Linked DNA regions of Homo sapiens: all the other regions are linked to region 1. A link is a loop called in an ENCODE intact Hi-C map of the cell type or tissue named here. Cell type or tissue: OCI-LY7. All regions are shown on one strand. Region 1 overlaps HIP1 (huntingtin interacting protein 1). Region 2 has its middle 35 kb from the start of SPDYE5. Region 3 overlaps HIP1 (huntingtin interacting protein 1).

Region 1 (8,000 bases):
ATGATGGAACTTAAATAAATGGAGATGGTTTTGGCAGGGTAGTTAATCTTGGTTAGAGAGGTGGCATGAAGAGAAGGCATGAGGGTCAAATTAGACAGGACGTATTTGGGAAAGGGAAGGACAGGAATGAATTCTAAGACTGGAAAGGCAAGTGGGGGCCGGATCTCCAGGCCTTGAGTGCCAGGCCAGGGAGTGGAGCAGTTTCCTCGTAAGCCCTGGATGTTTCTGACATGATTGGAGCTGTGCTTTAGAAAGGGGGCTTCCAGTGACGTTGTGGCCACCAGGAGACCAGTAGGCTGTCAGGCCTGGAGGCTTCGGTGGGGCTTACCCTGCCTGGGGCCTGTTGGATGACTCCCCCACGGCCAACACCCCTATACTTCTGAATCTCATAGCTCTTTTTCCCCCCACTCCCCTAAGGAAGGGCTCTTCTTCACCCCAAAGACAGAAGAAGTAGAAGGGAGAGTTTCTGGCAGCTTTGCTTTCTGAGGAAGTCACGTCACAGCCGTGCAGCCGATGATGAAATCCACCTCCGGAATTAGCAACAACCTCTCTTTCCACTTTAGAAAACTGATTAGCAAATCCTCCCCAGCTTGTTCTCACTCCCTGGGTCCAGAGCAGGGAGTATCCATCAGCGCCTCTGCCTGCCTGATTCCGTGGCCTCCAGAGTGTAACCACAGCCTCACCGCTCACTCCATCTCTTTTCTTTGGTTCTGACCTGAGATCAGCGAGGTCTGTGCTTTGGAGGTGTGCGTGTGTTTCTTTTACAAGGTCCAGCTCTGTCTCCCAGGCCGGAGTGCAGTGGCACGATCATAGCTCACTGCAGCGTTGACCTTCAGAGCTCGAGTGATCCTCCTGCCCTCAAGCGATCCTCCTGCCTCAGCCTCCTATGTAGCTATGACTATAGGCATGAGCCACCACACCCTAATTTTCTGATGTTTTGTAGACATAGGGTCTCACTACTCCCCAGGCTGGTCTGAAACTCCTAGGCTGAAGCAGTCCTCCCGCCTCGGCCTCCCAAAGTGCTGGGATTACAAGCGTGAGCCACTGTGCCCAGCCTCAAACACTTTACAAGCCAGAAAGGCAATGAGGAGGAGGAGAAGAGTTGGTTTGAGGACAAGGGAGAGGCTCTGGGGAGAACTGGGCTGGAGAAGAGGAGGCGGAGGCTGGCTTAGTTCCTTTCTCCAAGTGCCACTTGCCTGGTCCTTGAGTGCAGCTCCAGGCATCCTGTGCATTCCTCAAATCCTGAGCTCTCAGCCCTGACCTCGCTTCCTGTTTCACTGTGAAGAGAGACGATCTGTGAAAACTGGCACTGCCCTCACCCACATGTCTGCCTCCGTCTGTGTCTGTACTGTGGGATCTGGCCCAGCCTGCCCTCCTGCTGGGCACCAGGCCCCATTCCCATCCCTGCCACTCTCCCGTCCTCTCCTCATGCGCATGCAAATGCATTATTATGTCTCCCACTGGAAACAAGAAAACCTTGAGCCCACCTCCTCCCAGCGGCTGCCCTCTCTCTCTGTCCCTCTTCACAGCAGAAACCCTGTAGAGCACTCATTGCCTCCAGCTCCCAGCCTCCCCTTTCTCTCCTCGACCTACCATCAGAGGGGGAGAGCCTTTTTTTTTTTTTTTTTTTGCTTTTTTTTTTTGAGATGGAGTCCCGCTCTGTTGCCCAGGCTGGAGTGCAGAGGCACAATCTCAGCTCATTGCAACTTCCGTCTCCCAGGTTCCAGCGATTCTCCTGCCTCAGCCTCCCGAGTAGCTGGGATTACAGGCACGCACCACCACGCCTGGCTAAATTTTTTATTTTTATTAGAGACAGGCTTTCACCATGTTGGTCAGGCTGGTCTCAAACTCCTGACCTCAGGTGATCTGCCCGCCTTAGCTTCCCAAAGTGCTAGGATTACAGGCGTGAGCCACCACACCCAGCCAATTTCCTTTAAAAAATATATAGATAGATAGATAGATAGATAGATAGATAGATAGATAGATAGATAATTATTTATTTGACAATCTTGCTCTGTTGCCCAGGCTGGAGTGCAGTAACGCAGTCATAGCTCACTACAGCCTCCAACTCCTGGGCTCAAAGTGTCCTCTTGCCTCAGCCTCCCAAAGCATTGGGATTACAGGCACCAGCCACCATGCCCGGTCAAAATGCATTTCTTCATATGGCTTCCAGGGTGCCACAGTCTCCTGGCTTCCCCCAACCTCACAGGCTGTTTCTTTTCTATCTCCATCACTGATTCCCTCCTATCCTTATTTATTTATTTAGAGACCAGGTTTTAAGACTTGCAATGTTTGTATTTTTGGTAGAGACGGGGTTTCACTGTGTTGCCCAGGCTGGTCTCGAACTCCTGGGCTCAAGCAATCCTCCTTCCTTGGACTCCCAAAGTGCTGGGATTACAGGCATGAGCCACTGCCCGTACCTGGCCTCCTGTCTCTCCTGAACGTCGGGGTGTCCTCAGGCTGTCCCCAGACATCTCATCTGCACTCACTCCTTGGTGCTCTTATCCACTCTTACATTCCGTCCAAATTTATAAATGTAGCTCAGACCTGTTCTTTTTTTTTTTGAGACAGAGTCTCACTCTATCACCCAGGCTAGAGTGCAGTGGCATGATCTCAGCTCACTGCAGCCTTCACCTCCTGAGTTCAAGCAATTCTTCTGCCTTAGCCTCCCGAGTCAGCTGGGTGGCGTGCACCACCACATCTGGCTAATTTTTGTATTTTTAGTAGAGACAGGGTTTCATCATGTTGGCCAGGCTGGTCTCGAACTGGCCTCAAGAGGTCTGCCCACCTCGGCCTCCCAAAGTGCTGGGATTACAGGTGTGAGCCACCACACCTGGCCTAGCTTAGACCTTTTCTGAACTCCAGATGCGGCACAGCCCACTGCTCACCCACAGCTCCACTGGGATACCTGGTGGGTGTGTCATGTCTAACCTAGCCCCAAACCAACTCTCCCATGGGTCCCCCCAGCTTGTTAATGGCAGCTCAGTCCCTCTAGTTGCTCAGGCAAATCATCACGATGTTCTCCTTGACTCCTTCCTTCCTCACACCCCAGATCCAGAACATCAGATAATCCCATCAGCTCTAGCTTCAAAATAAATTCAGAGACCGACCACGTCTCGACACCTCCTCTGCCTCCACCATCAATTCTGTCCTGATTGAAGGCAGCAGAGTCTTCACTGTGGTCCCTGCAGCCACACTGGTCCCTGCAGTCTGTTCTCAGCACAGCAGCCAGAGGGATCCTATTGAATCAGATCGTTTTACCGCTTTGCTCAAAACCTTCCAGGGAGGCCAGGCACACTGGCTCACCTGTTAATCTCAGCAATTTAGGAGGCCAAGGCAGGAGGATCGCTTGGGGCCAGGAGTTCAAGACCAACCTGGGCAACATGGCAAGACCCCGTCTTTACCAAAAACCGCAAAAAACAAAACCACTTCCAGTGGCCCCAGTCTTATGTGGAACAAAGGTCAGTCCTCACCATGAGCCACGAGGCCTCTAGGGATTTGGCCCCTCCTGCCCCTGACTTCCGGCTCTAGCCATACTTCCTCGCGCCTGCCAGCTGGGCTTCTGCTCGTGTGCCTAGAACTCTTCCCCCAGGTGTGTACCAGGCTCACTTCCTCTTCATGTTATTTATTTTTTGAGACAGGGTCTCACTCTGCTGCCCAGGCTAGAGTGCAGTGGCCCTATCGTAGCTCACTGCAGCCTCAAACTCCTGGGCTCAAGCCATCCTCCCACCTCTGCCACCAAGCCAGGCTAATTTTTTCATTTTAAATTTTTTTGTAGAGACAGGATCTTGCTATGTCACCCTGACTGTTCTCAAGCTCCTGGTCTCAAGCAGTCCTGCCTCCTCGGCCTCCCAAAGTGCTGAGATTTTAGGTGTGAGCCACCACGCCAGCCTCTCGTCACTTTAAAGTCTGTATCCCTCTGTCACCTCAGTACAGCCTTTCTCAGTGACCCTTTGGGAGGTTATAATGCTGCCTAGAACACTCCAGCCCTATCCTTGCCCTTATCTTTCTTCCATAGCACCTCTCGCCATCCGATTTGTTTACTGCTTGTCTCCCCTGCTAAAATATAAGCTCCGTGAGGACAGAGATCGTCATCTCTGTTCCTTGCTGTTTTATTTTGGTTTTGTTTATTTATTTGTTTGTTTGTTTGTTTTTGAGACAGAGCCTCACTCTTTCACCCAGGCTGGAGTGCAATGGTGCTATCTCAGCTCGCTGCAACCTCTGCCTCCCAGGCTCAAGCAATTCTTGTTCCTCAGCTTCCCGAGTAGCTGGGACTACAGGCATGCACCACCACCCCTGGCTAATTTTTGTATTTTCAGTAGAGACTGGTTTCACCATGTTGGCCAGGCTGGTCTCGAACTTCTGACCTCAAGTGACCCACCCACCTTGGCCTCCCAAAGTGATGGGATTACAGGCATGAGCCATTGTGCCTGGCCTTTTTTTTTTTTTTTTTTAAAGACATGGTCTTGCTCTGTTGCCCAGGCTGGTGTACAGTGGCGCAATATTGGCTCACTGCAACTTCTGCCTCCTGAGCTCAGGTGATCCTCCCACCTCAGCCTCCCAAGTAGCTGGAACTATAAGCATGCACCACCACGCCTGGATAATTTCTTGTATTTTTGTAGAGACAGGGTTTCACCATGTTGCCCCCAGCTGGTCTTGAACTCCTGGGCTCAAACAATCCACCCACCTTGGCCTCCCAAAGCGCTGGGATTACAGGCATGAGCCACCGCACCCTCACTGTATTTCTAGAGTAGTGCCAGGCATATGATAGGCCTTCCAGAAATATATGTCGAATGAATGAGTGAATATGAAAACAATTCAGAGCAGTTGTTCCCTGAGTTTAGGGAAGACCAGAGAGAGATCTGGGTGGCCCCTAAGAATCTGTTACCCGTGATCACGGTGAAACAGAAATAGATGACAGAGAGCAGGGGTGGTATCTTTTAGAAGAAAATAGGTGACCATCTATACTGGGCCAGTTCTATAGTTAGCAAGATGACATGGGAGGAGAGCTATTTTTCTGAGCTTTATGTAACAGATGTGGTTTTGTATAAATCACACTTCTGTAAACTGAATCCTCTCTTAAATGTACTAACGGAGATTGCTATTTAAGGGTATCGAATGCCAATGTCTTCTGTGAAATGAATAATAATCTCCTAATTTGGCCTTAGTGGCAATTCACATTTTCCAGAAAAAAATTTACTTACATCAAGGTATACTTGTCTGAGCTGAGAAACTGACTTCATTCTTCACATTTCCACCATCTTTATTCTTTGCTCTCATTCTTCCTTTTTGTTACTGTTTTTCTTCTCTTTTTTTTTTTTTTTTGAGACAAAGTCTTGCTCTGTCGCCCAGGCTGGAGTGATCTCGGCTCACTGCAACCTCTGCCTTCTGGGTTTAAGCAATCCTCCTGCCTCAGACTCCCGAGTAGCTGGGATTACAGCAGGCACACGCCACCACACCTGGCTAATTTTTGTATTTTTAGTAGAGATGGGGTTTCACCATGTTGGCCAGGCTGGTCTCAAACTCTTGACCTCAAGTGATCCGCCCACCTGGGCTTCCCAAAGTGCTGGGATTACAGGCATGAGCCACTGTGCCCGGCCACTGTTTTTACTTTTAGCTGAATTTTTTCTTAGACTCTGACATACAATGTTCTTCTGTAACATCACCTGAATTAACAGTGCCATGGGCCCTTCCGAGCCCAAATGAGTCCAATTTGGGGGTGGAGCAAAGGAATCTAGGGGTGTGTGTACAAACTCGGGGTACAGGATTCTCAGATGATATCCCGGCCTAGCCAAGTCTGGGAACCACTGACCAAAGGCTTTCTTTCTACACACAGCGATTCCTGCAGAAATAGAACAAAAGGTGGGATGTCAAGGATGTTGGGTGGGAGGCCAAGGTGGGAGGCTCACTGGAGCCCAGGAGGTTGAGACCAGCCTGGGCAGCATAGTGAAACCCCATCTCTACAAAAAAACTTGGAAGAAAAAAAAAAGGATGTGCTCAAGGGAGAGGCATCAGGTTTTCTAGTGCTGGGATGTGGCTGGGGCTTGGCTCATTCACTTGACAGAAAGGTCACTTCTAGAAATTGGACACTGCAAGAGACCCAGAGCTGGATAAGGGATGGTTCCCGTGCTGGGGGATCTCCTGTAAGTCAGGCATCACCCACCTTGAGTCTTCAGATCATTGGAGATAAGTAGCAGTATATTAATAAAAGAGAAGAGACAAAACTAACCTCACTGTTAGAAAGCTGGGGAAACAGCTGGGTGCGGTGGCTCATGCCTGTAATCCCGGCACTTTGGGAGACTGAGGAGGGCAGGTCACCTGGGGTCAGGAGTTCAAGACCAGCCTGGCCAACATGGTGAAACCCCCATCTCTACTGAAAATACAAAAATTAGCCACGTGTGGTAGCTCACACCTGTAATCCCAGCACTTTGGGAGGCTGAGGCAGATGAAACACTTGAGGTCAGGAGTTTGAGACCAGCTTGACCAACATGGTGAAACCCTGTTTCTACTAAAAATATAAAATTAGCCAGAGTTGGTGGCACGTGCCTGTAATCCCAGCCACTCGGGAGGCTAAGGTGTGAGAATCGCTTGAACCCAGGAGGTGGAGGTAGGTAGCAGTGAGCCGAGATCACACTACTGCACTCCAGCCTGGGTGACAGTGAAACTGTGTCTCAAGAAAAAAAATGAAAGAAAGAAAGCTGGGGCAACGAGAGGGTGGTAGAGGGCATGAAGAGAGGAAGTTGGGCAATGCTGGTGGTTTGTGGGGAGGGCGCAGCCCAGGGTTTCCCACTCTTGCTGACAAGCTGCCTATCCGGAAGGCTTCCCCCGGGAGCTCTGGCCAGGGCCATTACGAAAGGCCACTCCAGTCTGGCTCTGTGAATAGTGAAAGATCAGGATATGTCTGGTGGATTTACCCAAGGCTGCGCTTTCTAGGGAGGGTGACTTGCCCAACCAGTGACTATGATGAATGGGGAATGAGCCCTCTGGGTGCAATACCTGCCAGCGTGACTTTGCAGTTTGGGGTGCTAGGGAAGCAGAACCAAGGTTTCCTCCATGACGACAGGAGCAGCAGCCTTACAAGGGAGGAGCCCCTTTCGAAGCCACAGCTCCCTGTGGGTGAGAGGAGGGCATATGGGCCCGCTTCTCCTTTTCCCCAAGGCCTGGTGTCCGAGTCTCTTACCCTGTGCCCTACATTCCAGGCCCCTTTGAAAGCCTAAGTGGGCACCCCGAAGGTCATCACAGATGTTCTCTTATGGAGGGAGGCAGCTGGCATACGGGGAAAAGGAGACCAAGAAACCAAGACTCACGCAAGGAACCAGGCTGAGGCTGGGCGCGGTGGGTCACGCCTGTAATCCCAGCACTTTGGGAGGCCGCTGCAGGAGGATGGCTTGAGGCCAGGAGTTCGAGACCAGCCTGGGCAACACAGGGAGATCCTCACCTCTACAAATAATAAAAAATTAGTGGCTGGGTGCGGTGGCTCACGCTTGTAATCCCAGCACTTTGGGAAGCCGAGGCAGGAGGATCACCTGAGGTCAGGAGTTCAAGACCAGCCTGGTCAACATGGTGAAACCCCGTCTCTACTAAAAACTACAAAACAAATTAGCCGGGAGTGATGGTGGGTGCCTGTAATCGCAGCGACTTGGCAGGCTGAGACAAGGGAATCGCTTGAGCCGGGGAGGCGGAGGTTGCAGTGAGCTGAGATCACGCCATTGCACTCCAGCCAGGTGACAGAGCAAAACTCCATCTCAAAAAAAAAAAAAAAAAAAATTAGCTGGGTGTGGTGGCATGCACCTGTGCTCCCAACTATTTTGGGAGGCTGAGGTGGGAGGATTGCTTGAGCCCAGGAGGTCGAGGCTGCAATGAGCCATGATTGCACCACTGCACTCCAACCTGGGCAACAGAGCAAGACCTTGTCCAAACAAAAAAAAATAGTCATCTAAATGTAGTTACTGTTGTTCCCAGCATCAGTTAGATCAATCACTGTGCCTGACATATACCTC
Region 2 (8,000 bases), 93 kb after region 1:
AAGGAGATCAAAGAACCAGTGGGATCACCTTGCTCAGTGGGAAGGTGATCTGGATAAATACCAAAGACGGGGACACTTGCCTGCAGCTGGGCTTTTCTGCTCCCAGTGACAGAATGCCAAAGTGAGCCTGCTCCATTTAAAGCATAGGCCGGGCGCAATGACTCATGCCTGTAATCCCAGCACTTTAGGAGGCCCAAGCAGGTGGATCACTTGAGTCCAAGAATTCAAGACCAGCCTGGGCAACATGAAGAAACCCTATCTCTACAAAAAATACAAAAAACTAGCTGGGTGTGGTGGCACATGCCTGTAGTCACAGCTACTTGGGAGACTGAGGCAGGAGGATTGCTTGAGCCCGGGAGGCAGAGGTTGCAGTGAGCTATGATGGTGCCACTGCACACTCCAGCCTGGGCGACAGAGTCAGACATTGTCTCAAAAAAAAAAAAAAAACCATCTTGAACTGTCCTTTAAAAGCTCTACTAGGCTGGGCACAGTGGCTCATGCCTGTAATCCCAGCACTTTGGGAGGCCAAGGCGGAGGATCACTCGAGGTCAGGAGTTCGAGACCGGCCTGGCCAACGTGGTGAAACCCCATCTCTACTAAAAATACAAAAATTAGCTGGGTGTGGCGACATGCGCCTGTAATCCCAGCTACTCGGGAAGCTGAGGCACGAGAATCGCTTGAACCTGGGAGGCAGAGGTTGCAGCGAGCCAAGATCACGCCACTGCACTCCAACCTGGGCAACAGAGCAAGCCTCCCTCTCAAAAAAATAAAAAATAAAAGGTCTATTCAATTGTGCAGACAAGGGAAAGCGGTTGATTGGCTTTAGGCAAAGGGGTGACATGATGAGATTTGCATTCTGAAAAGACCATTCTGGTTGCAGTATGGAGGACAGAGTGGCGTGGAGCTGGAGTAGACAGGGGAAACCGACAAGGAAGTTATTGTCATAGTCCAGGCAAAGGGTGATGGCATGTGAGACAGGATAGTAGCAGGAGAGACAGGAGAAATGGCAGGCCAGAGAGACACATGGCAGGTAAAATGGACATGGACAGACAGGAGTTGGGTTACATAGAAGGGGGCTAGGGAAGGAGCTTTTAGGGAGGGGTCCTGGGTTTCTGGATTGTGAAATTAGTGGTGCCATCTACCTGGAAGAAGGCCAGGCTCAGCATAGATATTATGATACTATGTTTTGAGCTGAATTGCTTTTTTTTTTTTTTTTTTGAGACAGAATCTACACTCTGTTGCCCAGGCTGGAGTACAGTGGCACAATCTCAGCTCACTGCAACCTCCACCTCCAGGGTTCAAGCAATTCTCCTGCCTCAGCCTCCCAAGGAGCTGGGATTACAAGCGCCCGACACCACACCCGGCTAACTTTTTGTATTTTTAGTAGAGACCAGGTTTCACCATGTTGGCCAGGCTGGTTTCGAATTCCTGACCTCAAGTGATCGTCCCACCTCAGCCTCCCAAAGTGCTGGGATCACAGGCGTGAGCCACGGCATCCGGTCTGAATTGCCTTTTTTTTTTTAAAAAAAAAAAGTCCGGGACAGGAGATTTTGCGCTGTCACACAGGCCGGAGTGCAGTGGCCCAGTCATAACTCACTGCAGCCTCCAGATCCTGGCCTCAAGCAATCATCCTGCCTCTGCCTCCCAAAGTGCTGGAATTATAGGTGTGAGCTACCACACCTGGCCTCAGCTGAGTTGCCTTTGAAACATTCCCATGAAGATGCAAAGTTTAACTCAGAGAAGTCAGAGGTCATGGGAATTGAATCGTACCTAAAGCCATAACAGAAGGAAAGAGTACAAGAAAAGAAAAGGGTCCATAATGGAGCCTTGAGGATTTTCTCTATTTAAAATAACTGAGGCCAGGCACGGTGGCTCACGCCTGTAATCCCAGCACTTCGGAAGGCCGAGGCAGGTGGATCACCTGAGGTCAGGAGTTCAAGACCAGCCTAACATGGAGAAACCACCCCACCCCCCCACTAAAAATACAAAATTAGCCGGGCGTGGTGGCGCATGCCTGTAATACCAGCTACTCGGAAGGCTGAGGCAGGAGAATTGCTTGAACCCGGGAGGCAGAGGTTGCTATGAGCCAAGAACGCGCCATTGCACTCCAACCTGGGCAACAAGAACGAAACTCTGTCTCAAAATAAATAAATAAATAAATAAATAAATAAATAAAATAACCAACTTTAGGATGGGTGCAGTGGCTCACGCCTGTAATCTCAGCACTTTGGGAGGCCGAGGTGGGCGGATCACCTGAGGTCAGGAGTTCAAGACCAGCCTGGCCAACATGGCGAAACCCCGTCTCTACTAAAAATACAAAAATTAGCTGGGCGTGGTGGTGGGCGCCTGTAAACCCAGCTACTCGGGAGGCTGAGACAGAAGAAGAACTGCTTCAACCCAGGCGGTGGAGGTTGCAGTGAACTGAGATCGCGCCACTGCACTCCAGCCTGGGTGAGAGAGTGAGACTCCATATCAAAAAAATGATAATAATAAAAATAAATAAATAAAAAATAAAATAACCAAGTTTAATGTATTTTTACTACAGTCAGTTTCTTAGTTCATTTGTACTGCTTTAACAGTACCTGAGACCTGGTAATTTAAAAAGAACAGTAGTTGGCCGGGCACAGTGGCTCACACCTATAATCTCAGCACTTTGGGAGGCTCAGGTGAGTGGATCACTTGAGTCCAGGAGTTCAAGACCACTCTGGGCAACATAGGGAGACCCCATCTCTACAAAAAATAATAATAATAAATAGCCAGGTGTGGTGGTGCACACCTGTAGTCCCAGCAACATGGGAGGCTGAGGTGAGTGGATCCAGGTACAGCACTTAAACACTCCTGACAATGAGTGCTGACAAAGAAAAACTGAGCAAAAGTGGAATTCGAGAGAACTCGAATTTAGCCCAGCTAAATTTTGTATTTTTAGTAGAGACAGGGTTTCATCATGTTGGCCAGGATGGTCTCTATCTCTTGACCTCGCAATCCGCCCGCCTCGGCCTCCCAAAGTGCTGGGATTACAGGCGTGAGCCACCGCGCCCGGCTACAAGTTCTTTTTTCTTTTTGTTCCTTGGAAAGCATCGCTGGGCATTTATCCTGTCCTAGTATTTGAGTGAAACTTCTCTTAGCATTTCAGCGCAGTGACCAAGAGACACCCTTTCCTTTCCTTCTCCTTATGGGAAACTCGGTTCTAACCCAGAGGACTTGGGCTCCAGGACCCAGTAAGGCAGCCCTGGACTAAAAGGGAGTAAAGACAAACGTGAAGTTCAGTCCGGTGTTCAGGGCTGCCAAAGCTCATAGCCTGGAGTTTCTTATCCTCTAGGCGGGGTAGAGACATTTAAAACCGCCCCTAAACTTGTGAGGCGCATAGGCTCATGGGAAATAGAGTCCAGTACTTGTCCGGAGACCAGCAGTGGGCCCTGGGAGGCGGACTTCCGGTGCACTCCTGCGCGTGTGCACCTCTCCCGGCGTGCGTGTTCGGGCATGCGCGCTGCCGCCGCACTGCCCTCGCTTCCTGTGAGTCTTCAGGTCGCCGCTTGCTCTCGTTCCTAGGGTTTGGCCTGCAGTGGACGAGCATCGCATAGCCTGCGGGGCTGGATGCTGACCGCCCGGGCCAGCACCTAGGCGGACGCGGAGCTGTGCAGACCAGGGTTCGCGCGGGCCGGGTGGAGGCTCAAGCGGGGACCCCGGAGCGTGAGCCCCGGAGTCGGCGGCGCTGGGGCCAGAGGGGCCGGGAGGGAGTCGGCTGAGGTGGCGGCGGAGGCGAAGTGGCGGCGGAGGCGAAGGGGCGGCGGGACCCGGGCCTGGCCCGTATGTGTCCTTGGCGGCCTAGACTAGGCCGTCGCTGTATGGTGAGCCCCAGGGAGGCGGATCTGGGCCCCCAGAAGGACACCCGCCTGGATTTGCCCCGTAGGCCCGGCCCGGGCCCCTCGGGAGCAGAACAGCCTTGGTGAGGTGGACAGGAGGGGACCTCGCGAGCAGACGCGCGCGCCAGCGACAGCAGCCCCGCCCCGGCCTCTCGGGAGCCGGGGGGCAGAGGCTGCGGAGCCCCAGGAGGGTAAGTCTGGGATTTTCGGGCCCAGAGCGAGAAGGGCCTGGGTGAAGTCACCGTGTGTTGGGGACCTTTGAGTGTGGGGCAGGGGGAGGGTCCCGATCGCTTGCAGGAGAGACGTGTGTTTGGGTTCGAGGGCAGGGTCCGGCTGCACGGAACAGGCGCTGCATGGGAAGATCTGGGAGGACGAGGCTTACGGGGGCGTGGAGGGTGTCACCACCCTCAGCTGCGGACGTCGTCTCCACTCCCCGCTAACCCCTAACAGCCCTTCCTCCTCCTCTCCGTGCTCCAGATTTCGACCGCCTCTAAACGTCCCTCAGCACCTCTGTTCTCTCATTTAAGTGTCTGCTGATTCGCCCCTTAGATCTGCCCTGGGAGAATCGTAGTAATGCAGGAACAGCCTGCAGGGATTCTCTCCTGCTGCCTCAGTTGCTAGGGGAAGAGACTGGGCCTTAGCAGGTGGGTGACTTGACCAGGTCACTGGCTTTGTGGATGGAATTACTCATAGTAGAACTCAGGAGTCTTATCTCCCAGGCCAGTGCTCTTTCTCCCGTATCCTAGTTTTCTTAATAGAAGATTATTAGGTGCAGCAATAACCAAGTTCAGTTAGATAATTTAGAAACAAAACCATATTTTATACACATTCATTTCATTTCTGAGAGCTCACATATTCAATTCCTATGGCTTCTTTGATTTTAAGCAGTTTAGAGAGACAATAAGAAAACGCGGGCCGGATGCAGTGGCTCATACCTGTAATCCCAGCACTTTGCGGGCCTAGAGCAGGAGTATCCCTTGAGACCAGGAGTTAGAGACCAGCCTAGGCAACATAGGGAGACCCTGACTCTACAAAAAATACAAAAGCAGCCAGGCATGCTGGGATGCACCTGTGGTCCTAACTACTCAGGAGGCTGAAGTGGGAGGATGGATGGAGCCCAGGAGGTCGAGGCTGCAGAGAGCCGTGAATGCACCACTGCACTCCAGCCTGGGTGGCAGATTGAGACCCTGTCTCAGCAAACAAACCACAAAAATCATGAGCTGTATAATGGGAAATTTTTTTCTTTTTGCACGTTGTACTTGATGGCAGACCATGTTACCCATGAGAGTCTTAACTCACCTAATTACTATCTGATTATCTTAGAGTTACAAAGTTACAAGTGCATGCTTCCCCTATCACTTTTTTTTTTTTTTTTTTTTTTTTTTGAGACAGTATCTCTCACCCAGTCTGGAGTGCAACAGCGTGGTCTCCGCTCACTGCAACCTCCACCTCCCAGATTCAAATGATTCTTGTGCCTCAGCCTCCTGAGTAGCTGGGACTACAGGCATGTGACACTATGCCTGGCTAATTTTTTTGCTATTTTTAAGTAGAGACGGGGTTTTGCCATGTTGGCCCGAGGCAGGTGGATCACTTGAGGCCAGAATTCGAGACCAGCCTGGCCAATGTGGTGAAACCCTGTATCACTCTTTTAGGCCCTTCTGAGTGTTTGCAGCTGAGTGTTCACAGGGTGTTAACCTATTTGAGCTTTCTTTTGTGGTTCGTAATGCAGGAGATTTCTGCCTTTGCAGGCCGGAGCCCTCATGACTTCAGTGACCTGCTTCTGCCCCTCTAGGTCTATCAGCCACAGTCTCTGCATGTTTCCAAGAGCAACAGGAAATGAACACATTGCAGGTGAGTTTTCCTGCTTGTATATATGTTCCTCAACTTTATTTTATGATGCATTTTAAGAGGCTTGTAAGGATTCATACTTTTTTTTTTTTTCTTGAGATGCAGTCTTGCTCTATTGCCCAGCCTGCAGTGCAGTGGCATGATCTTGCTTCACTGCCACCTCCACCTCCTGGGTTCAAGCGATTCTCCGGTCTCAGCCTCCAGAGTAGCTGGGATTACAGGCATGCGCCACCATGCCCAGCTAATTTTTTTTTTTTTTTGAGACGGAGTCTCACTCTGTTGCCCAGGCTGGAGTGCAGTGGCGTGATCTCGGCTCACTGCAAGCTCCGCCTCCTGGGTTCACGCCATTCTCCTGCCTCAGCCTCCTGAGCAGCTGGGACTATAGGTGCCCGCCACTGCGCCTGGCTAATTTTTTTTTTTTTTGTATTTTTAGTAGAGACGGGGTTTCATCGTGGTCTTGATCTGCTGACCTTGTGATCCACCCGCCTCGGCCTCCCAAAGTGCTGGGATTACAGGCGTGAGCCACCGTGCGCAGCCAATTTTTTGTATTTTTAGAAGAGACGGGGTTTCACCGTGTTGGCCAGGCTGGTCTCAAACTCCTGACCTCAGGTGATCCTCCCACCTCAGCCTCCCAAAGTTCTGGGATTACAGGCATGAGCCACCACGCCCAGCCAGGATTCATACTTTAAAATGGGAATGTGGAAATAGACATTATCCTGTAAAATATAGTTAGTGTGGCAGATCAGCACCAAAAATGATTTGTGAAGCTTGTATGTATGGGTAGTATATTTTAAGGCTGTTGAAATTGAGCCGCACCCAGGACTGACATTCTTGGCAGTCATCACAAAAGGAAAATGCCATCTGTATTAGTCCATTCTCACACTGCTATAGAGAAATAACCAAGACTGGGTAATTTATAAAGAAAAGAGGTTTAATTGGCTCACACCTGCAGGCTCTATCATGGGAAGCATGGCTGGGGAGGCCTCAGGAAACTTACAGTCATGGTGGAAGGCGAAGGAAAAGCGGGTACATCTTCATCACCAGAGGAGAAGGAAGAAGGAGGGGGAGGCGCTACACACTTTTAAACAACCACATCTTGTGATAACTCACTCAGTATCAGCACCAAAAGGGAAATTGTCCCCATGATCCAATCACCTCCCACCAGGTCCCACCTCCAACATTGGGGATTACAATTGAATATGAGATTTGGGAGGCGACACAAACTGAAACCATATCACCATCCATGACATGATTTGCATTGATTATAAGGAGAAACCAATTTTGTTACTTGTGGATTTAAAAGATTTTCTAGGACTTGGAAAAATTTCTTCATTCAAGTTGATATAATTGTGGATAGCTTTCCTAACAACAACCATTAAATTACTGACTTATGGCTTATTCTTGGTGCTTATGTAAGCAGAGGGCCTGCTGCCCAAGGAGAACTTGGTGCATATAATTTTTCCAGGGACGGAAATATCGTGATCCAAGTAAACAGAATTCTGTTTTTACTGTTGAGTCCTAGATCATGGGGGGAATGAATGACATGATCATCCTTCAGATATTTGTTCGTCTTTTTGTTTGGGTTGCACAGCAAACAATACAAACAGTTACTCTCTTGTGAAGATTTCCTCATTTCTGTTTCTCATTTCAGTTCTCAGTGTTTTCGTTTTGTCCTTTTCACTTTGCTGAGTCAGTCAGTAAAGATGACCAGTGATTTAATTGCAGTCAAATCCAGCGGGCAATTCCTAGCCCCTTCCTCACAGGACCCTTTGTCTGCCTTTGACATCCGTTACTTCGAAACTGATATTTTCTCCATGGAGTCTCTCTTTTCTTGGCTCTTAAAAAGATTCATCTGTAAGTATTTCTGTTTGTCTTTAAATGGTGAAGTCTTTTGTTTTGTTTCTTTTTTTCTTTTTTTGAGATAGGGTCTTGCTGTGTCATCCAGGCTGGAGTGTAGATGTGATCAAAACTCACTGCAGCCTCAATCTCCTGGGCTCATGCGATCCTCCTGCCTCAGCCTCCCACGTAGCTGGGACTACAGATGCACGCTGCCACACCTGGCTAATTTTTTTTGTATTTTAGTAGAGACTGGCTTTCACTGTGTCACACAGGCTGGTGTCGAACTCCTGAGCTCAGGCAGTCTGCCTGCCTCGGCCTCCCAAAGTGCTAGGATTACAGGCGTGAGCCACTGCTCCTGGCCTAGAGATGTATTCTCACTGTATTGCTCAGGCTGGTCTCAAACTCCTGGCCTCAAGTTATCCTTTCACTTTGGCCTCCCAAAGTGCTAGG
Region 3 (8,000 bases), 70 kb before region 1:
AGAAAGAAAAGAAAAAGAAAAAAAGAAAGAATCAATCTAGAAGGTTCAGTATGAAAGTATTTGGAGTGGCAAAAAGAGAAAACAGACAATAGAGGTAAGGAAATGAAGTTGTGCAAGAACATTAACCAGAAACACATCTGCCGACCACGCATGCCCAGCATAATAAATGACAGAGGATACACCAAGGTGTAGCACTGTGAAATTTTAGAACACCAGGGTTAATGAGGGGATTCCAGAAGCGTCCAAAGAGGAAAAACAGGCATCTAGTAAAGAAATGAGAATTGGGGCCGGGCGCGGTGGCTCACGCCTGTAATCTCAGCACTTTGGGAGGCCGAGGTGGGTGGATCACGAGGTTAGGAATTCAAAACAAGCCTGGCCAACATGGTGAAATCCCGTCTCTACCAAAAATATAAAAATTAGCCGGGTGTGGTGGCACGTGCCTGTAATCCCAGCTACTGGGGAGGCTGAGGCAGGAGAATCACTTGAACCTGGGAGGCGGAGGTTGCAGGGAGCTGAGATTGCACCACTGCACTCCAGCCTGGGTGGCAGAACAAGACTCCATCTCAAAAAAAAAAAAAAAAAAGAAAAGAGAATTGGATAGTTCTGAACTTTTCAAGAGCCACACTGGATGCTAGATATTGCTTGTCATCAGCATTGGTGCAGTGCAGGGAGTGATTTATTTTCTTTCTTTCTCTCTCTCTTTCTCTCCCCCTCCCTCCCTCCCTCCCTTCCCCCGAGTAGCTGGGACTACAGGTGAGCGCCACCATGCCTGGCTAATTTTTGTATTTTTTGTAGAGACGAGGTTTTGCCACGTTGCCCAGGCTGGTCTTGAACTCTTGGGCTCAAGCAATCCTTCCACCTCGGCCTCCCAAAGCGCCAGGATTACACATGTGAGCAACCGCGCTGGCCAGAAAATCATTTTAGTCTGTTATTTCATACCCAGCTAAACAACTAGTAAAGGGTGAAAACAGAGCAAAGTCATTTTCAGAGAATTCAAGGTGCAAAAAAATGTATCTCCATGAATCCTTTTCCCTGGAGGGCACACTTCGGCAAGACAAGAGGAAGAGAAGATGACAGCCAGAAGAAGTGAGTGCGGTACCAAGGGCACTGGCGTGGGGGGTGCCTCCTGGAAACCAGGCGCCCCGCAGAATGCCTTAAACAATGGGATATTTGGGAAAAGAATGTCTGTGGCACAAAGGAAGGTGTACAAATAAAACAACAAAGGAGTTACTCCAAGAAAAACACATTGAACAAGAATGGAAATGTAAGCATAGTCTTTCACTTAGTCCTGTTTCGAATGCCGTTTGCAATTTGCATCATAATTTTTTTTTTTTTTTTGAGACAGGGTTTCGCTCTGTTACCCAGGCTAGAGTGCAGTGGCATGATCTCGGCTCACTGCAACCTCTGCCTCCCTGGTTCAAGTGATTCTCGTGCCTCAGCCTCCTGAGTAGCTGGGATTACAGGCGCGTAGCACCACGCCTGGCTAGTTTTTGTATTTTTGGTAGAGATCAAGCTTCGCCATGTTGGCCAGGCTGGTCTCGAACTCCTGACCTCAAGTGATTTTCCCGCCTCAGCCTCCCAAAGTGCTGGGATTACAGGCATAAGACACCATGCCCGGCTGCATCGTCATAATTTATACACTGATTATTTACTAAAATATTTGTGTAACTCTTGTTCAGAAGATGGGGAAGAGAGATGATAGGATATCCAAGAGAATTATGTCGTATCTGTCATGATAGAAAGTACTTAGGTAATATTTAAAATTAATAAAGTGTCTGGGCGCAGTGGCTCATGCCTGTAATCCCAGCACTTCGGGAGGCCAAGGCGGGCAGATCACATCATGCCAGAAGTTTGAGACCAGCCTGGCCAACATGGTGAAACCTCATCTCTACTAAAAATACAAAAAAAAAAAAAATTGGCCAGGCGTGGTGGTTCATGCCAGTAATCTCAGCTACTCAGGAAGCTAAGGCATGAGAATGGTCTGAACCTGGGGGGCAGAGGCTGCAGTAAGCCAAGATCGCGCCACTGTACTCCAGCCTGGGTGATAGAACAAGAATCTGTCTCAAAAAAAAAAAATTAGCCAGGTATGGCAGTGTGTGCCTGTAGTCCCAGCTGCTTGGGAGACTTGAGGCAGGAGGATTGCTTGAGCCCAGGAGTTGGAAGCTGCAGTAAGCTATGATCAAACCACTCCACTCCAGCCTGGCCAATACAGCAAGACCCTGCCTTAAAAAAAAATCAATAAATAATTAAAGAAAAAGGAATGCAGATATATTAATTGAAAATATCAAGTTTATCATTACTGGCCAGAAGGGAAAAGAGGTTAAAAAGCAAGACTGCCTTTGGGGAGTGGAATTGGGACGGGGGGAGACAACGGAAACTGGAAACTGCTGGCTGCTTATTAGAAGCTGTGCCTAGCAGTTGGTTGGTTGGTTGTAATTGAGGTAAAACTTGCACAACATAAAATTAATCATTAACCATTTTAAAAGGTGCAGTTCACCATTCAGGACTTCCACAGTGTTGTACAGCCCCCACCTCTGTGTAGTTCCAAGATACTTTCACCCCTCCCCACCCCCTGCAAAGAAACCATAGTGCCCATCACACAGTCACTCCCTATTCCTCTGTCCCCTCCTTGCCAGTCCCTGACAACCACTAGTCTTCTTTCTGTCTCTATGGGTTTGCCTATTCTGGAAGTTTTTTTTGTTTGTTTGTTTTTTGAGACGGAGTTTTGCTCTTGTTGCCCAGGCTGGAGTGTAGTGGCACGATCTCAGCTTACTGCAACCTCCTTCTCCCGGGTTCAAGCAATTCTTCTGCCTCAGCCTCCTGAGTAGCTGGGATTACAGGTGCCCGGCTAATTTTTTGTGTTTTTAGTAGAGATGGGGTTTCACCATGCTGGCCAGGCTGGTCTCAAACTCCTGACCTCAAGTAATCCACCCGCCTCAGCCTCCCAAAGTGCTGGGATTACAGGCATGAGCCACCGCGCCCGGCCCTATTCTGGAAGTTTTTTGTTTTTTTGAGACAGAGTCTCACTCTGTCACCCAGGCTGGAGTGCAGTGGCTTGATCTTGGCTCACTGCAACCTCTGCTTCCCAGGTTCAAGCGATTCTCCTGCCTCAGCCTCCCAAGTAGCTGGGATTACAGGCACGTGCCACCATGCCCGGCTAATTTTTTGTATTTTTAGTAGAGACAGGGGTTTCACCATGTTGACCAGACTGGTCTCGAAATCCTGACCTCAAGCGATCCTCCTGCCCGGGCCTCCCAGAGTGCTGGGATTACAGGGATGAGCCACCATGCCCGGCCCTTTTCTGGAAGTTTTATGTAAATGGAATCACACACGTGTGACCTTTTGTGTCCTGCTCCTTTCGTTTAGCATGTTTTCAAGGCTCATCCACACTGGAGCATGTATCAGAACTCCATTCCCGTAATGGCTGCACAACATCCCATTGCATGGATTAGACCACCTTCGTTTATCCATTTCATCTGCCGATCCACATTTGCTGCTTTGGAACTACTGTGAATAGTGCTACTGTGAACATTCCTGTACAAGTATTTACTTGACTACCTGTTTTCACTTGTTCCACATGCATATCTAGGAGTGGAATTGCTGGGTCGTATAGCAATTCTACGTTTAACTTTTTTTTTTGAGATGGAGTTTCACTCTTGTCGCCCAGGCTGGAGTGCAAATGGCGCGATCTCGGCTCACTGCAACCTCTGCCTCCCGGGTTCAAGCAATTCTCCTGCCTCAGCCTTCCGAGTAGCTGGGATTACAGGCATGCACCACCATGCCCGGCTAATTTTGTATTTTTAGTAGAGATGGGGTTTCTCCATGTTGGCCAGGCTGGTCTCCAACTCCTGACCTCAGGTGATCCACCCATCTCAGACTCCCAAAGTGCTGGGATTACAGGCATGAGCCACCACGCCCGGCCCTGTGTTTAACTTTTTGAGGAATAACCAAACTTCTCCACTGTGGTCACACCATTGCACATTTCCACCAGCAGTGTACAAGGGTTCCGGTTTCTTTACATTCTTGCCAACACCTGTTATTTTCTGTTTTTAAAAATTATAGCTATCCTAGTGAGTGTGAAATGGTATCTCATTGTGGTTTTAATTTGCATTTCCCTTATAGCTAATGATGTTAAGCGTCTTTTCGTGTGCTTATTGGCTAGTTGTATGTCTTCTTCAGAGAAATGACTATTCAAGTCCTTTACCTTTTGTGTGTGTGTGTGTGTGTGTGTGACAAAGTCTCACTCTGTCACCTGGAGTGCAGTGGTGCAATCACCACCCCCTGCTGCCTGAGCAGCCTTGTGCTCAGCCGATCTTCCAACCCCAGCCTCCTGAGTAGCTGGAACTACTACAGGCATGTGCCGCCAAGCCCAGCTAATTTTTAAAATTTTTTTGTAAAAATTGGGTTTTGCCATGTTGCCCATGGCTGATCTTGAAGTCCTGGGTTCAAGCGATCCCCCGCCGCCTCAGCCTCCCAAAGTGCTAGGATTACAGGCATGAGCAAGAAAGACCCTCTTTCGGAAAAAAAATAAAATCAAATCATGCCATCAGGGCTGCAGACCGGGAGCCAGGGCTCGCAGATCCCCATGTGTGCCTAGTGACGAATGACGATGACACTATTTACAAGGTTTCCACTTGTAAATTCTGTGCTGAATGCCATTTAGCACACCCCTCACAATCCACTTAGTTGACATCCCTCGTCCCACAGCCAGTCCTGGCTGAGGTTGCTCAGAGAGATACCTAAGGGAGAAGTATCGGAGTACCTCTTTCAACAATAGCCCTCCCCCTGGATTTGTTCTTGTGGTTTCTTTGTGGAGGCACAGCTGCAGTCGAAAACTGTACTCCAAGGAGCGTGTCCTTGAATGCCACGGCACAGCCAACATTTTTATTTATATATGCATATAATGTATATCTATGAACACACATTTATATATATGTGCATGTATGCATGTATAAATAATTTTCTACAGTGAGTTGATATTACCTTTATTTATTTATTTGAGGCGGAGTCTTGCTCTGTTGCCCAGGCTGGAATACAATGGCGCAATCTCAGCTCACTGCAACCTCCCCCTCCCAGTTTCAAGCAATCCTCCTCCTTCAGCCTCCCAAGAAACTGGGATTACAGACGCACTCCCATACCCAGCTAATTTTTGGATTTTTAGTAGAGACGACATTTCACCATGTTGGCCAGGCGGGTCTCGAATTCCTGACCTCAAGTGATCCTCCTGACTCGGCTTCCCAAAGTGCTGGGATTACATGTGTGAGCCACCGTGCCCGGCCTATTTTTAAATATATTTTAAATTTTTTTAATTTTATAATAAAGATAGGGTCTCACTATGTTGCCCAGGCTGGTCTCCAACTCTTGGGTTCAAGTGGTCCTCCCACCTTGGCCTCCCAAAGTGCTGGATTACAGGCATGAGCCACCGCGCCCTACCTTTATTATAAGGCAGAAATCGAGGCCCACCTGTGTCTCTCTTTGGGCGTACACTCTGTTTGTTTGCTTTCACATCATGGTGACTGGCTGCCGGCAGGCTGCCCAGAGGCTCTGCAGTAGACAGGGGTCCTGCGCGTGGCTGCAGGGTGGACCTGAGCCAGGGGACCTCAGAGGACAAAGGGGGCCTTGATGAAAGCCCCGGTCAGCTGGTCAGTAGGAAGCACTGCTGCTCTGCTTGTCACCCAAGTCAGGGACACGCCGGGGCCACGGGGCCACTCTCTGCTGCTGGTTCCTGGGGAGGCTCTGGAATTTGAAGCTGGCTGTTGGGGGGCAGAGCTGGGAGGCCCGTGCAAACAACCTCCCACCTGCTGGTTTGGTGCAGCTGTCCCGGGAGAGGACCAAAGGCCACCGAGGGAGGGAGGAAGGGAGTAGGCAGCTGCTGGTGGTGGGCTCGGGGCCAGACCCGGACGGCGGGTGGAGGGTGTGCGTGGGGGGCCTGACAGGTGGGGCTTTGTGTCCTGGATGCCCAAGCAGATCTCCCCTTAGTGCGGCTTCCTGTCAGCCGGGCTGCACTTGTGCGCTTGGCTGCCTGCCCGTCCCCCACCCGTCGAGGGGCTCCACCGACAGCTCATCCCCCCCACCCCCTGCAGACGCAGCATGATGGACTCCCCTGGGAGCCCGGACCCGGCGCGCCCCCGGCCGTTCTTCCTTGGCTCTCATTGTAGGGCTGAGGGACTTCTGCGTGTGTGGTGAGGAGTCTCCCTTTCCCTCCACCCAACAGCTCTGCAAGCTCCTGCCCTGCCCCAGGGGAGGAACCCCTGGTGGCTTCACAAGGGCGGTCCCACCTCCCGGATTGTGGCCCACGGAGGGGTGTTGGTGGTGTGGGCAGGTGCTGTGTTGCATCCAGGATGAGGGAAGAACCACAGTCTTTGCCCTCAGTTTAGTGGAGGAGAGAGACTCCTAACTAACAAGTAGACTGAGTTTAGTGGCTGAGGTGTGGAGGGGATGGTAAGTGGCCTTCAGGGGGACAGGAGGCCTCTTTCTAGTTGGGGAGGATAAGCTTACAAAAGTGGTACCACATGGGCTAGCCTGGAAGAACTCTTACAGCCCAGGACTCAAGAGAGAAAATCCAGCGCTCCAGAGAGAAAATTCAGCAGTGAAAACATCACATGGAAAGGCCTGGAGGCATGGGAGACAGCCAGGTTCTGGGAACACGGAGGGTTCAGGAGTAGGGGCTGGGAAGAGAGGAAGGCACCATGGAAAGGAGGCTGGGAAGGAAGGTTGGGCCCAGCTTGTGGGTCATAAGAGACTTTAAAGGTGGAGAGACTGGCAAGAGCCAGATGAGTTTTTTGTTTGATTGTTTTGTTTTGTTTTGTTTGAGACGGAGTTCCGCTCTTGTCTCCCAGGCTGGAGTGCAATGGCGCCATCTCGGCTCACTGCAACCTCTGCCTCCTGGGTTCAAGCAATACTCCTGCCTCAGCCTCCCATGTAGCTGGGATTACAGGTGCCCGCCACCAAGCCTGGCTAATTTTGTATTCTTAGTAGAGATGGGGTTTCGCCATGTTGCCAAGGCTGGTCTCGAACTCCTGACCTCAGGTGATCCTCCCGCCTTGGCCTCCCAAAGTGATGAGATTACAGGCATGAGCCACCGTGCCCGGCCCAGATGTGTTTTAGAAAAATAGATATTCACAGCAGGATAAAGAAGAGGTGGCAACAAGAGAGACCAGCAAGGAGATAAACTGGGAAGTTATTGTAAAAAGTTCAGACATGAGAAAGGTACTGGGGGCCAGCCACAGGGATTGGCTCCTGCTTCTGGGAGGTGCCTCTAGACTCCTGGAGGGAAGGCCAGGGGCTGCCTGAGACTTTCGGTAACAGCCTCAGAGTGGTCGAGGATTCGACCCAAGTTCCACTACCTTTCATTAGGGATGTTTTGTAAACTGTCAAGTGCTGTACAAATGTCCATTTGTTTCTCTTTTCTCCTTAATGAACTTCAGAGACCAGAACAGAAAATCCTGCTGCCACAAATACCAGAAATGCTCGATAAAGAAAACAAATTTCCTTTTAGACACATAGCAAAGCTCATCAGGCTGGGAGTAGTGGCTCATGCCTGGAATCCCAGCACTTTGGGAGGCTGAGGGTGGAGGATCATTTGAGTCCAGGAATTTGAAGCCAGCCTGGGCAACATACAAGACCCTGTACCTACAAAAAAAAAAAAAAAAAAAAAAAGAACTAAAATAATACCAGGTGTAGCAGCATGCACCTGCACTGTAGTCCCAGCCACTTGGGAGGCTAAGAGGGGAGGATGGCTTGAGCCCAGGAGGTCAAGGCTGCAGTGAGCCAGGATTGCACCAGTGCACTCCAGCCTGGACAAAAGAGTGAAACTCTGTCTCAAAAACAAACAACAACAAAAAAAAAATGAGAAAAGAGAAGGAAAATAAATGGTCATCAGTTGATAAGAAAATCCCTCTCTCTCCTTCCTTATCTCCTTCCAGCATTTTCCAGGGCCCTTCCCAAATACCAAATAAGCTCCCTGCGCTGACATCCTTGTCTCAGAGTCTGCTTCCATG

The links. Hi-C counts contacts between places; a loop is a spot of excess contacts. Peaks named below come from ENCODE experiments on the same cell type or tissue, not always from the same donor. Only the 100,000 strongest peaks of a DNase experiment are listed, where the experiment ranks them.
Region 2: a loop joins it to region 1, with 3 times the contacts of the local background. A loop is called at or near these places in 9 of 110 quality-filtered maps.
Region 3: a loop joins it to region 1, with 2.5 times the contacts of the local background. A loop is called at or near these places in 4 of 110 quality-filtered maps.

Annotation. Positions count from the first base shown.
Region 1 is chr7:75,616,841-75,624,840 of GRCh38, reverse strand. The region is part of intron 1 of HIP1 (huntingtin interacting protein 1); the gene reads left to right. Among named protein-coding and RNA genes, the nearest start is that of HIP1, 120 kb to the left of the region's middle. RefSeq lists enhancers at 1-700, 701-1,654, 7,019-7,520. In OCI-LY7, no CTCF peak of the experiment used is centred here; DNase peaks (open chromatin) are centred at 500, 3,520, 4,990, 6,770 and 1 weaker place; H3K4me3 peaks cover 826 bases; H3K27ac peaks cover 4,033 bases.
Region 2 is chr7:75,523,619-75,531,618 of GRCh38, reverse strand. It overlaps the pseudogene PMS2P3. Among named protein-coding and RNA genes, the nearest start is that of SPDYE5, 35 kb to the right of the region's middle. RefSeq lists enhancers at 1-427, 3,286-3,580 and a silencer at 3,697-3,846. In OCI-LY7, no CTCF peak of the experiment used is centred here; a DNase peak (open chromatin) is centred at 3,408; H3K4me3 peaks cover 2,825 bases; H3K27ac peaks cover 1,028 bases.
Region 3 is chr7:75,686,503-75,694,502 of GRCh38, reverse strand. All of the region lies in intron 1 of HIP1 (huntingtin interacting protein 1), which reads left to right. Among named protein-coding and RNA genes, the nearest start is that of HIP1, 48 kb to the left of the region's middle. In OCI-LY7, CTCF peaks have their summits at 4,270 (motif pointing left) and 7,101; DNase peaks (open chromatin) are centred at 1,992, 4,112, 4,732, 5,982 and 2 weaker places; H3K4me3 peaks cover 3,460 bases; H3K27ac peaks cover 8,000 bases.